Regions from separate parts of the Homo sapiens genome. Here all the other regions are linked to region 1. A link is a contact called in ENCODE Hi-C data. All regions are on one chromosome and are shown on one strand. The core of a region is the stretch at or near the end of the contact, and the rest is flanking DNA. Distances in the headings are between cores, read along the strand shown.

Evidence for each region. Hi-C counts contacts between places; a loop is a spot of excess contacts on that map. Pooled maps may share reads with other maps.
Region 2: a map with no recorded cell type shows a loop between it and region 1 (16-fold over the local background). The contact joins the enhancer-like site here to the promoter of ARL4C in region 1. A Hi-C loop is called at or near these places in 3 of 37 single-sample maps with no recorded cell type and 5 of 50 pooled maps.
Region 3: a loop to region 1 is called in a pooled map, with 5 times the contacts of the local background. The contact joins the enhancer-like site here to the promoter of ARL4C in region 1. A Hi-C loop is called at or near these places in 5 of 50 pooled maps.

What each region holds. Positions count from the first base shown.
Region 1 is chr2:234,495,464-234,498,749 of GRCh38, forward strand. ARL4C (ARF like GTPase 4C) reads right to left here and starts at 1,618. Exons shown (of 2, transcript NM_001282431.2): 1 at 549-1,618; 2 at 1-373. The coding sequence starts at 1,123. The coding sequence ends at 343. RefSeq lists silencers at 1,196-1,295, 1,406-1,695 and an enhancer at 1,880-2,653.
Region 2 is chr2:233,082,789-233,086,074 of GRCh38, forward strand. All of the region lies in intron 2 of INPP5D (inositol polyphosphate-5-phosphatase D), which reads left to right. Among named protein-coding and RNA genes, the nearest start is that of INPP5D, 24 kb to the left of the region's middle. RefSeq lists a silencer at 1,751-2,045 and an enhancer at 2,036-2,085. Within about 2 kb of position 1,748, at least 22 of the 41 ENCODE cell types and tissues checked have a DNase peak (open chromatin) inside an H3K27ac peak, as active enhancers do.
Region 3 is chr2:233,266,880-233,270,165 of GRCh38, forward strand. It overlaps ATG16L1 (autophagy related 16 like 1), which reads left to right. Exons shown (of 18, transcript NM_030803.7): 6 at 3,123-3,188. Among named protein-coding and RNA genes, the nearest start is that of ATG16L1, 17 kb to the left of the region's middle. Within about 2 kb of position 1,517, at least 9 of the 41 ENCODE cell types and tissues checked have a DNase peak (open chromatin) inside an H3K27ac peak, as active enhancers do.

The DNA.
Region 1 (3,286 bases), core at 368-2,867:
TTCACAGCCCCTGAATGCAAGGAGAGGTGGTCCCCCCAGAACCAACATGCCCCCCAAGGTGGGTACGCCCACGGTTCTGGGAAATGCATACCTCAGGTAATTCACAGGTGCGATCCCCCAGTGGAGGCGGGGCAGCCTGAACTTCTGGCCCTGCAGGAGTGGGAAGAAATCGCTTTTGTCTTTCCGACAACTGAGCCTTCCACCTGGGGCTGGGAGGGCGGACAGCAGGACCGGCTCTTCCACTCCCCACCGCGGCCCCCCGACCTGGTCAGTAGCTCTGGCGTTCAGACAAAAGGTCCCCTGAGCTGGGGGTGGGGGGCAGGTCGAGAGTAGGCCGGTAAATCAGACTTCGCAGCTCCTTAAGTCACCAGTCCTGCATTTGGGTGCAGAGATTCCGTTTTAAAAATTCGAAGCATCGCTTTGGTTCGCTCTTTGTTCGCGGGCGCGGGTTCTCGCTCATCCATCCATCCATCCATCCAACCATCCATCCATCCATTCATTCTTTCTTGACGCACTCGCTCGCTCCCCGGTCGCTCCGGGCGCATTACCGCTTCTTCTTCTGCTTGAGGGACTTCCTGCGTTTCAGGATCATCTCATAGAGCTTGTCCATGCCCTCGGTGAGGCCCTCGCCGATGATGGCGCACGCCGGCTGGACGTGATAGGTGGTGGCCGGGATAAGCTCGTGCAGCGCCAGCTGCTTCTCAATCTCTGCCACCGGCAGCGACTTGGGCAGGTCCTGCTTGTTGGCGATGACCAGCAGCGGCGTGCCCTGGTTCTCGGCGAACTTGGTCACCTTGTGCAGCTCCGTCTTGGCCTCCTCCAGCCGGTCCACGTCCACCGAGTCCACCACGTAGATGATGCCGTCCGTGCAGCGGCTGTAGGACTTCCACAGCGGCCGCAGCTTCTCCTGGCCGCCCACGTCCCAGAAGTGGCAGCTGATGCCCTTGGCCGTGCCGTTGCTCAGCTTGATCTTCTCGGTGTTGAAGCCGATGGTGGGCACCGTGTTCACGAACTCGTTGAACTTGAGCCGGTAGAGCACCGTGGTCTTGCCGGCCGAGTCCAAGCCCAACATGACGATATGCAGGGACTGGAAGGCCGAGATGTTAGAGGAGATGTTGCCCATGGCTCCTGGCTGCGGCGCCAGCCACTGCGGCTGCGGCGGGAGGGCGCCGCCCCCCGAGCAGTCACGGGCCCGACGCGGCCGGGCGCACCTGGGCCCCGCCCGCCGCCGCCCGCACCGGCCCCGGGGCTCGGCGTCCCCGCGGGCGCACGGCTTGGCGCGCTCAGACGCCGCAGTCCCCGCGCCCTCGCCGGCCGGGCTCGCGATCGGCGGGCATCGCGTCTCTACGCGCGGCTTTGTCTCCCGCGAAGCCGCCTCAGATGTTCGGCGCCCTCCCCAGGCCTGGGCTCGCTCTGTGGTTTCCTCGGGCCGCGCCCCCGCGCTCCGGCAGCTGCCCGGGCTCTCCGCTCTCCCGGCGCCCGGCGCTCGCCTCTGGCCTGGGACGGCGCTGCTCCTGCTCCTGCTCCCGCTCCCGCTCCCGGAGCGCGGGCTTCCCCGGGAGTCGCTGTCCGCTCGGCAGCCTCACAGTCCCCGCGCCGCCGCAGCAGCCGCCAGCCTGCAGCGGCCGGAGAGCTCCCGGACCCGCCCCCTCGCGCCCCGCCCCGGACCCGCCCCCGGACCCGCCCCGGGCCCCGCCCCGCCCGCCGCCGGGGGTCAGGCGCGGTCCTCCCCGCCCAGCCGGCCGTTTTCGCGCGCTTCGCTGCGTCCCCGCCGCCCCCCGCCGCCCCCCGGCCCCTCCCGCGCCGCGCCGCGCAGACACAATGGGCGCGGAGCCGGCTCTTCCTCCCCAGCGGCTGACGCGTTTGCAAAAATAGCTCTCGGCTCCCGGAATCCCCGCCCGGGTCCTAGCCCGCCCCCTGCCCCTCCGGGCCGCAGCCGTGGGCGACGCAGCCTGCCTGAGGGAGTGGGTCCCGGGGTCCCAGCTCTGTGGGCGCGAGGCGGGGCAGGGCGGCCCCCAGGGTGACTGGGAGAGCGCCGCTCTGGGGAGTGAGGGCGGCGAGGCTGGGGCCTCCAAACCCCAGAAGGGACGGGACGGGGCTGGCCTCGGTGAGCTGCCAGCCTGCGCTCTGGATCCAGCCGGGCGCGTCCCCTCCCACCCTCGCGCCGCGGCTGTCGCCGGCCCCGGCCCCCAGTGACGCCCAGGCTCGCCTCCTGCCTGGGTTCCAGGGGGCTGCACCCGGCCAGCGCCGCCCTCCGGAGCCCAGGCCTGTGCCCAGGGCACCCTGGAGGCCCAGCCTTTCTTGCCCGGTGGCGGCGGTTGGGGCAGGGTCGGACCTAGGCCGCGATGGGGGATTAGAAGACCTACCTGCCCCAAGTAGCTCGGACAGCTCACCCTCCCAGACACGCCTGGGCTACCTCATTTCGTCCGCATCGACTCTGCTGACATCCCAGGGGAAGCGTCAGCATTTCGGGAGAGCACCCCTTGCCACCCGACTTTGGGAACTGAGAACCACCTGCCCGCAGGTGAACTACTCCGCAGAAATGGCAACACCAGCCCCGGGGGCTGAAAGAAAATGTGTCTACAGCTTGGAGCTGGTGGCGCAGTGGGTTACAAACACTGATATTCCACGGGTTCCACCTCCTGTCACCTCAGTTCAATGGTTTTATTCTGGTTTGTAAACATGTAACAAATGTATATCCTCTCTGGGTGCGGAGAAAAGTGAGAGTATATTATGGCAAACACACAGATCTGGGGAGAGCTGCTCCGCAGGAGACAGCAGGCCGCAGCATGGGCGACCGCATCTTCCCAGCTCTAGCTTATGAGACAGAAACGACGGAAACGGGGTCAAGGGAGAAGAAAATGAAAATGCTAAGAATTTATGAATAAAAGCTAGAATTTTAGAGAAATACTTTATCACCTTCTGTTCACAAACCACGAAAAGACATATGATATCGTTGGTACCAAAGCATGTGAGAAGACCTCACCTGTAGAAGGAAGGACAAGCCACCACCACCCCTATCCTTGGAATTCCCAAGGTGGCAGCCGGAGCGACCATCCACTCTACTGAGTGGATTTGGGGCTGGAAACGAAGTATCAGGCTGGAAAGGACCCTGCCTATCATTCCACCCAACGTTGTCCAGTGAGGTAACAAGGCCTAGGCGCCCGTGACGGCTAAGGCAGAACCTAGAGGCCCACTGCCTGCTCCAGGACCAAGGGTCTGTATGCACAAAACTGGGCACCTGCCTGCCCTCTTCCTCACATCCCACTCTACCCACACGCTATTT
Region 2 (3,286 bases), core at 498-2,997, 1.4 Mb before region 1:
CCCCTCGTTCTAAATATGAGTGTTGCTGAGAACTGCGGAAGTTGGAACTCACAGCCAGGCCTCCCGGCCTCCCCGGCTAAGCTTTCTTCCTTCCAATCCAGAAGGTGTTTCCAAGCCTGTCTGGAGTCCCCTGGGGAAGGATGAGCCCAGGACTCTGCCCAGAGGGACAGGGAGACAGGGCAATGTGGCCTCTCAGAGAGCTTGGCCTCTTGCCCTTCACATGGTTATAGATAATATTTGATCCCAGGTGGCATCTGTCCCTTGTGGTAAATCAGTGAGGTGCCCCTAGAATGAAAGCAGACTCCATTCCCGGCTGGGATCTGGGTTCAAGTCCAATTTGGTCAGCGATGTGGCCTTGGGCAAGGACTGCCAAGAAACTGCTGGAAAGTAGAGATCACACACATACCTCCCAGCACAAGGAAGCTGCTGGGGAGGAGGGTGGAGACAGCAGGGAGCTGGAGGTGCTTTAGAGCATTCTAGGCAGTGCTGGGAGTGGTGGGGAAGGAGGGGTAAATTTTGGAACTCCATCTCCCTCAGCTCTGCTCTTTGGGCTATGGGCTTCATGTCTTCAGGGACCTGAGTACGCTCTGGAACTGTTAAGCAGTTGTTCAACAGCTGCTGTGCCACTCAAACCCTGAGAACCTTCTGGACTCAGCTTGCACTGCTTTTCCTGGTTGGGGGAGGGTTGGGGCAGTGCTCTGAGCCCTGTGTGAGGCCAGACGAAGGCAGAACGGCTCAGCCCCGCAGGCCTGACTGTCCCACACCAAGAGAGTGGGTTTCTTGTAAAGCCAAAACTCCTTTCTTGACTTGGAAAGGGAAGTGACTCTCCCCTAAGAGAAGCGGTGCCTATCTTGAGCTGCTCGCTGCAGACTGAGCTGGGAGGCTGCTGCTGCCTTTGAAATGGCCCCTCTTTGGGAAAGTAAGGAAGAGTCTGAGGTCCTGCAAGCCGCCCTCATGGGCCAGCTCCAGGGTGGCCAGGGAGGCCTGGAGTGGCCTCAGACGTGTCGCATAAATGGCTGTCTCAAACCTAGGGCCACAGTTGAAGCAAAAGAGGCCCTTCGGCTCCACCCTACAACCTTTTGGCCCTTGCGTCCTTTCTAACATCCTTCCCACCGAGAGGAATAAAGCAGAAAATTAGAACTACCCATAATCCCCTATCACATCAATGTTCTCTGTGAACTTCCTGTCTTTTCTTGAGGTTGAGATTGTATCTAGGATATTGATTGTTTCAGTCAAGATGGGAGCACCCCCAGGTGTTTTTCTGTTTTGTTTTGTTTTGTTTTTGAGACAGGGTCTTGTTCTGTAGACCAGGCTGGAGTGCAGTGGCGCGACCTCGGCTCACTGCAACCTCTGCTCCCAGGCTCAAGCAATTCTCCCACCTCAGTCTCCTGAGTAGCTGAGATTACAGGTGTGCACCACTATGCCCAGCTAAATTTTGTATTTTTCTGTAGAGATAGGGTTTCACTATGTTGCCCAGGCTGGTCTCAAACGCCTGGGCTCAAGTGATCCACCCGCCTCAGCCTCCCAAAGTGTTGGGATTACAGGCGTGAGCCACCATGCCCAGCCACACTCCCAGGTTTTCATGCAAGTTTAGATGAAGAGTTAGAAAATATCTATCTCATAGACCCTTTCATTATTCTTTCCCGATTTGGAAGAAAAAATCCAGTGGTCTGAGCCATTCCGGTGAGTTCTAAAGAAGAGACACTTGTGACTCAAGTCCCTGGTCCCTGACGGTGGCTGTCACGTATCTCCGGGCGACATGGCTTTTGGAGAGGGAAAACAAAACAACTTTCTAAAAGCTGTTCCGTCACAAGCATCCGGGAGGTGAACGGTTGAGCCATTGTTATTAAGCTCAGGAAGCGAGTGGCAGCTGTTATTGTTCTGAGTGGTCACTGAGTGAAGTAAAGATTCCGTCTGAGCCGCCGGGCAAAGGATGTGGCTCTAACACACTTCCTGAAGTTGCACAACAAGGGGCACAGAAAAGGTTCAGGGCATAGAAGCCTAGCACGGCCAGGGCTGCCCTGTGTGGGCTCCACAGCCATGCCAAGGACAATGGGCCCCAAGGGGGTCCGTGCTGGTGGAGGGGTTCCTTTATGCTCTGACACTCACCTTCTAGAAGCCTGCATTTTGAATTGGTTTTTCTGTCTACTGCAGAATATGGACAGATCTATTTTCCAAGCCTCTGAATATCTCAAAACATCTTTAGTTGTCTACACATTCAAGAGTAATTTGATAGATATAAAATTCTTGGAACCAACTGTTCGCTCAAAATCCTGTAAAAGGTACAGCACTACCTTCAAGAATGTAGTGTTACAGGCTGGGTGCAGTGGCTCACTCCTGTAATCCCAGCACTTTGGGAGGCTGAGGCAGGTGGATCACCTGAGGTCAGGAGTTTGGGACTAGCCTGGGCAACATGGTGAAACCCCGTCTCTACTAAAAATGCAAAACTTAGTCGGGTGTGGTGGTGCATGCCCGTAGTCACAGCTACTCCGGAGGCTGAGGTGGGAGGATCGCTTGAACCTGAGAGGCAGAGGCTGCAGCGAGCTGAGGTCTCACCACTGCACTCCAGCTGGGTGACAGAGCAAGACTGTCTCAAAGAAAAAAAAAAAAAAGAATGTAGCGTTATGAATAGTTCCGAGTACAAAATCCAAGGCCAAACTTGTGCTGGTTCCTATAGAGGCGACCCATTTTTTTCTTTTTTTCTACTTTGAAGCCGGTGGGAATTCTTTTCCAGTGTTGTCATTTTCCTTTCATTGATAGTACCTGCAATGTGTTCGGCTTGTTCACTTTGCAAACTCTGTTCTTTGACACAAAAGACCTTTCTTCTGTTAGGTCTTTGAGTAAGTTTTTATTCCAGCTCTTCTGGCATCTTTCTTCTAATCCCCTGAGAAAGCCAAGCCTCCCCCCGTTTTCTAGCCCCCTGGGGTACACATGCCTTTGTGACTGAGCAGCCCCTCCCTCTTGTGTGGCTGCAAGATCCCTAATCCCTTCCCCAGTCTGTCAGAGAATTCTGGAAAGAGTATCCATGCCATTTGTCATCTCTACCTCCAAATGACTGTCTTTATTTTCTCCCCATCCCCACTAGCCATTTTGTCCTTGTTTCTCCATGTTCCAGAGCCTTCTGGTTCACCTTGCCCCAGATCATGGGCCTGTTTCCTGTCTTTGTTACCCAAAGCGGTCTAGAACTAACATCAACATGCACCATGTAGCCGATAAGTTTAGACTGGGGAATGGGATGCAAGTGTAACCAATGAGATGTGAAGAGAAGGGCTTTGTGGGCTTCTAG
Region 3 (3,286 bases), core at 267-2,766, 1.2 Mb before region 1:
AGGAAGGCAGATACTGCGTGCTTCTACATGTGGGGCTAAAAGAAAAATGTTCTCCTAGAGATACAGAGTATAACTGTGGTTACTAGAGCATGGGAAGAGTAGTGGGGAAGGAGGTTAAAGAGAGATTACTTAATGGATACAAAAATACTGTAAATGGATATAAAAATACTGTTAGAAGGTGTAAGATTGGCCTGGTGTGGTGGCGCACACTGTAATCCTAGCACTTTGGGAGGCCAAGGAAGGTGAATCACTTGAGGTTAGGAATTCGAGACCAGCCTGGCCAACATGGTGAAACCCCGTCTCTAATAAAAATACGAAAATTAGCCGGGTGTGGTAGCGGATGCCTGTAATCCCAGCTACTCAGGAGGCTGAGGCAGGAGAATCGCTTGAACCCGGGAGGTGGAAGTTGCAGTGAGCCAATATCATGCCACTAGGCTCTAGCCTGGGCAGCAGAGCAAGACTCTGCCTCAAAAGCAAAACGAAAAGAATACTTAGTGCTGTGGAAAATGCCTAAAATTAATATAACCGAAAATAGGACACAAAATGTTTTCATACAGATGATCCCAATTTTGTATACTTTTTTAAAAAAATGACTGGAAGGAATTATATGTACTGTTACTGGTGTTTATTTTTGGGGGTGGTGAGATTATGGTTTTTGATTTCTCATTTTATACTTACCTGTATTTTCTAATTTTCCGGTTTCTATTAAGAAAAAATAAGCTGTCCTTTTTGTATTGTTTCTGTCTCACATTTACTTTAAGCAGAATTGTTTGGCTTATGCCATGGAGCTTGACAGCAGTGTGAGGGTGTTGGGGGCCCCAGGTGAGCTGGATGCTGCTAGGTTGCATGTTCACGTCAGCTGAGAGGCTGCTGGAGGGAGAAGTTGGGGAGATGTGTGGTGATGCCAAGGAAGAGCCCCTGAGCAGTGCAGTGGACGGGGGGTAATGCACATTTCCTAGTGAAAATGCTGTCCTCATTCCCTAGCCCACCCTTTGAAGCATCTTCCTAGGGCTGTGCACTTGGAGGTATCATGTGATTGCAGATGTGGGACCTGAGGAGTCTTCATTACTTTGCTTAGGTAGCCTCTCCTCCTAGAAGCCTTCCTGCGTCATTACCCACTTCCTGCCTCCCCAGCTTAGATGTCCCTCATCTTCCTGCTTCAGGCAGCTGTGGTTTACCTGGGCCATATGTAGCACACTGTTTTGAGATAGCTCTTCACACTCTGCCTCCTTCCCTTATGCTGCCACGTGTCCCTGTGGTCAGGCACAGTGGCTGCTTCATAAGATGCACTCAGGGCTGGGCACGGTGGCTGCTGCCTGTAATCCCAGCACTTTGGGAGGCCAAGGCAGGTGGATCACCTGAGGTCAGGAGTTCAAGATCAGCCTGGCCAACATGGCAAAACCCTGTCTCTACTACTAAAAACACAAAAATTAGCTGGATGTAGTGGCAGGTGGCTGTAATCCCGGCTACTCAGGAGGCTGAGACAGGAGAATCGCTTGAACACAGGAAGCGGAGATTGCAGTGAGCCGAGATGATGTCACTGCCCTCCAGCCTGGGTGACAGAGAGAGACTCTGTTTGAGCTATTAAAGACCTTTCCTTTCAGCTATAGTGATGAATCCCTGATAACAGGTGGTGTTTTCCTCTCCCTGTGACCCTAAGTCAAGTTTTTATCTCCACCTTGCAGAACTGGGACCTGAAGTTATAGAAAGTAGATTTCAGACAGTCAACAAGTGCTTTAATCATAGAGTAGTGGTACTCACACACCTTATACCGAGATTCTGGTTTTTCCTCAAAGAGAGTTAGTTCACAGTTGTCTCTACCAGCTAAGACAATTTGGATAAATTGTATTTTTGGTAATTTGCCCTGTAAAACTTATTTTTCATCTTCCAGGTATAAAATCAAGAGTGTAATGCACTTTTTAAGCTATACCCACATCCCTTCCCAAGATTCTGCTATACTGCCTAGAGGACTTTCCTTCATTTTGAGAATTACCACCGTGGTAAAAACTTACGAGAAATTTCAGCAGAATTCTTGATTGCAGCTCAGTAGCATTGCTAGAGTTCTACATTAGGGGTCCTCCACCTAGCAGGCATAGCCATAGTTAGAAGTGAAATTTATCAAAGAAGAGAGAGTAAGGTCAGGGTTAGGAGTTAGGGAGTTTCTGAATTTAGGACTTGAATGAGAGACAAAAATGATTCTGAGAAGGGGAGTTAGTGGATGAGACTTTGACCATGTTAAAAATTTGTCACAGCCAAGACTTCTATGTCAAGCTTTAGTAAATTAAAGTTACTAATGTTATGTAAACTTTGACATTTCAAGAATCTCACTATACCTCAGTTTCCTCATTTATAAATGGCAATAATGATATTTACCTCAAAAGGTTGTTATAAGGCTTAAATGAGTTAAAGTCTGTAAAGTAATTAACAATGTCAGGTAAGGGGAAGTCCTAAGTAAATCTTCACTGTTAGTAATCAGGCTGTGGGTGTGTTAATGCAGGTTGAGCATCCCATATCCCAAACTCCACAATGCTCCAGAATCTGAAACTTCTTGAGTGCCAACATGACACTCAAAGGAAGTACTCATTGGAGCACTTCAGATTTCCGATTTACCATTAATTTCAACTGAATTTCATATTTAGACCTGGATCCTGTCCTCAAGATTTATATCATGTTTATGCAAAACTTCAAAATCTGAGAAAATTCGAAATCTGAAACACTGGTAGTCCCAAACATTTCGAGTAATGGATGCTCAACCCGTGTAAGACTATTTGCTGCAGAAAACTTAAGTCACAACCATGACTAACCCTCAGTGAGCCTGAGGCATGTGTCTATCCTAAGATACCCTTGGTCCCAGAAGGCAGGCCTCCTCCTTTGCCAGTTCACTGCTTTCTCTAATAATGTGGCCTATCTCTCTTCTAGGCTTTACTCTGAAACCCTTTAAAAGGGGAGCCTTACTGATGTTATGAGTTTGGGCTTGTGACTTTTGAGTATTTTGCTCAGGGTAGTTGTTATTTTACATGCACTGAATGTGTTATTAGAACTGGTGGCTTCTAGAGAGCCCAAACCCCGTGCTTTCTTAAGCAGACATAAATGGTGGGCTTTTTTTTTTTTTTTCCCAACAGGAGGCGGCAAGCCCGGCTGCAGAAAGAGCTTGCAGAAGCAGCAAAGGAACCTCTACCAGTCGAACAGTAAGTAAAGATAAATGAATCAAAACTGTGTTTCTGAAAATTTGGCTCTCTTAAAAGTTTTGTTTTTATTTTTTTTTTTGTTTGGTTTTTTTTGAGAC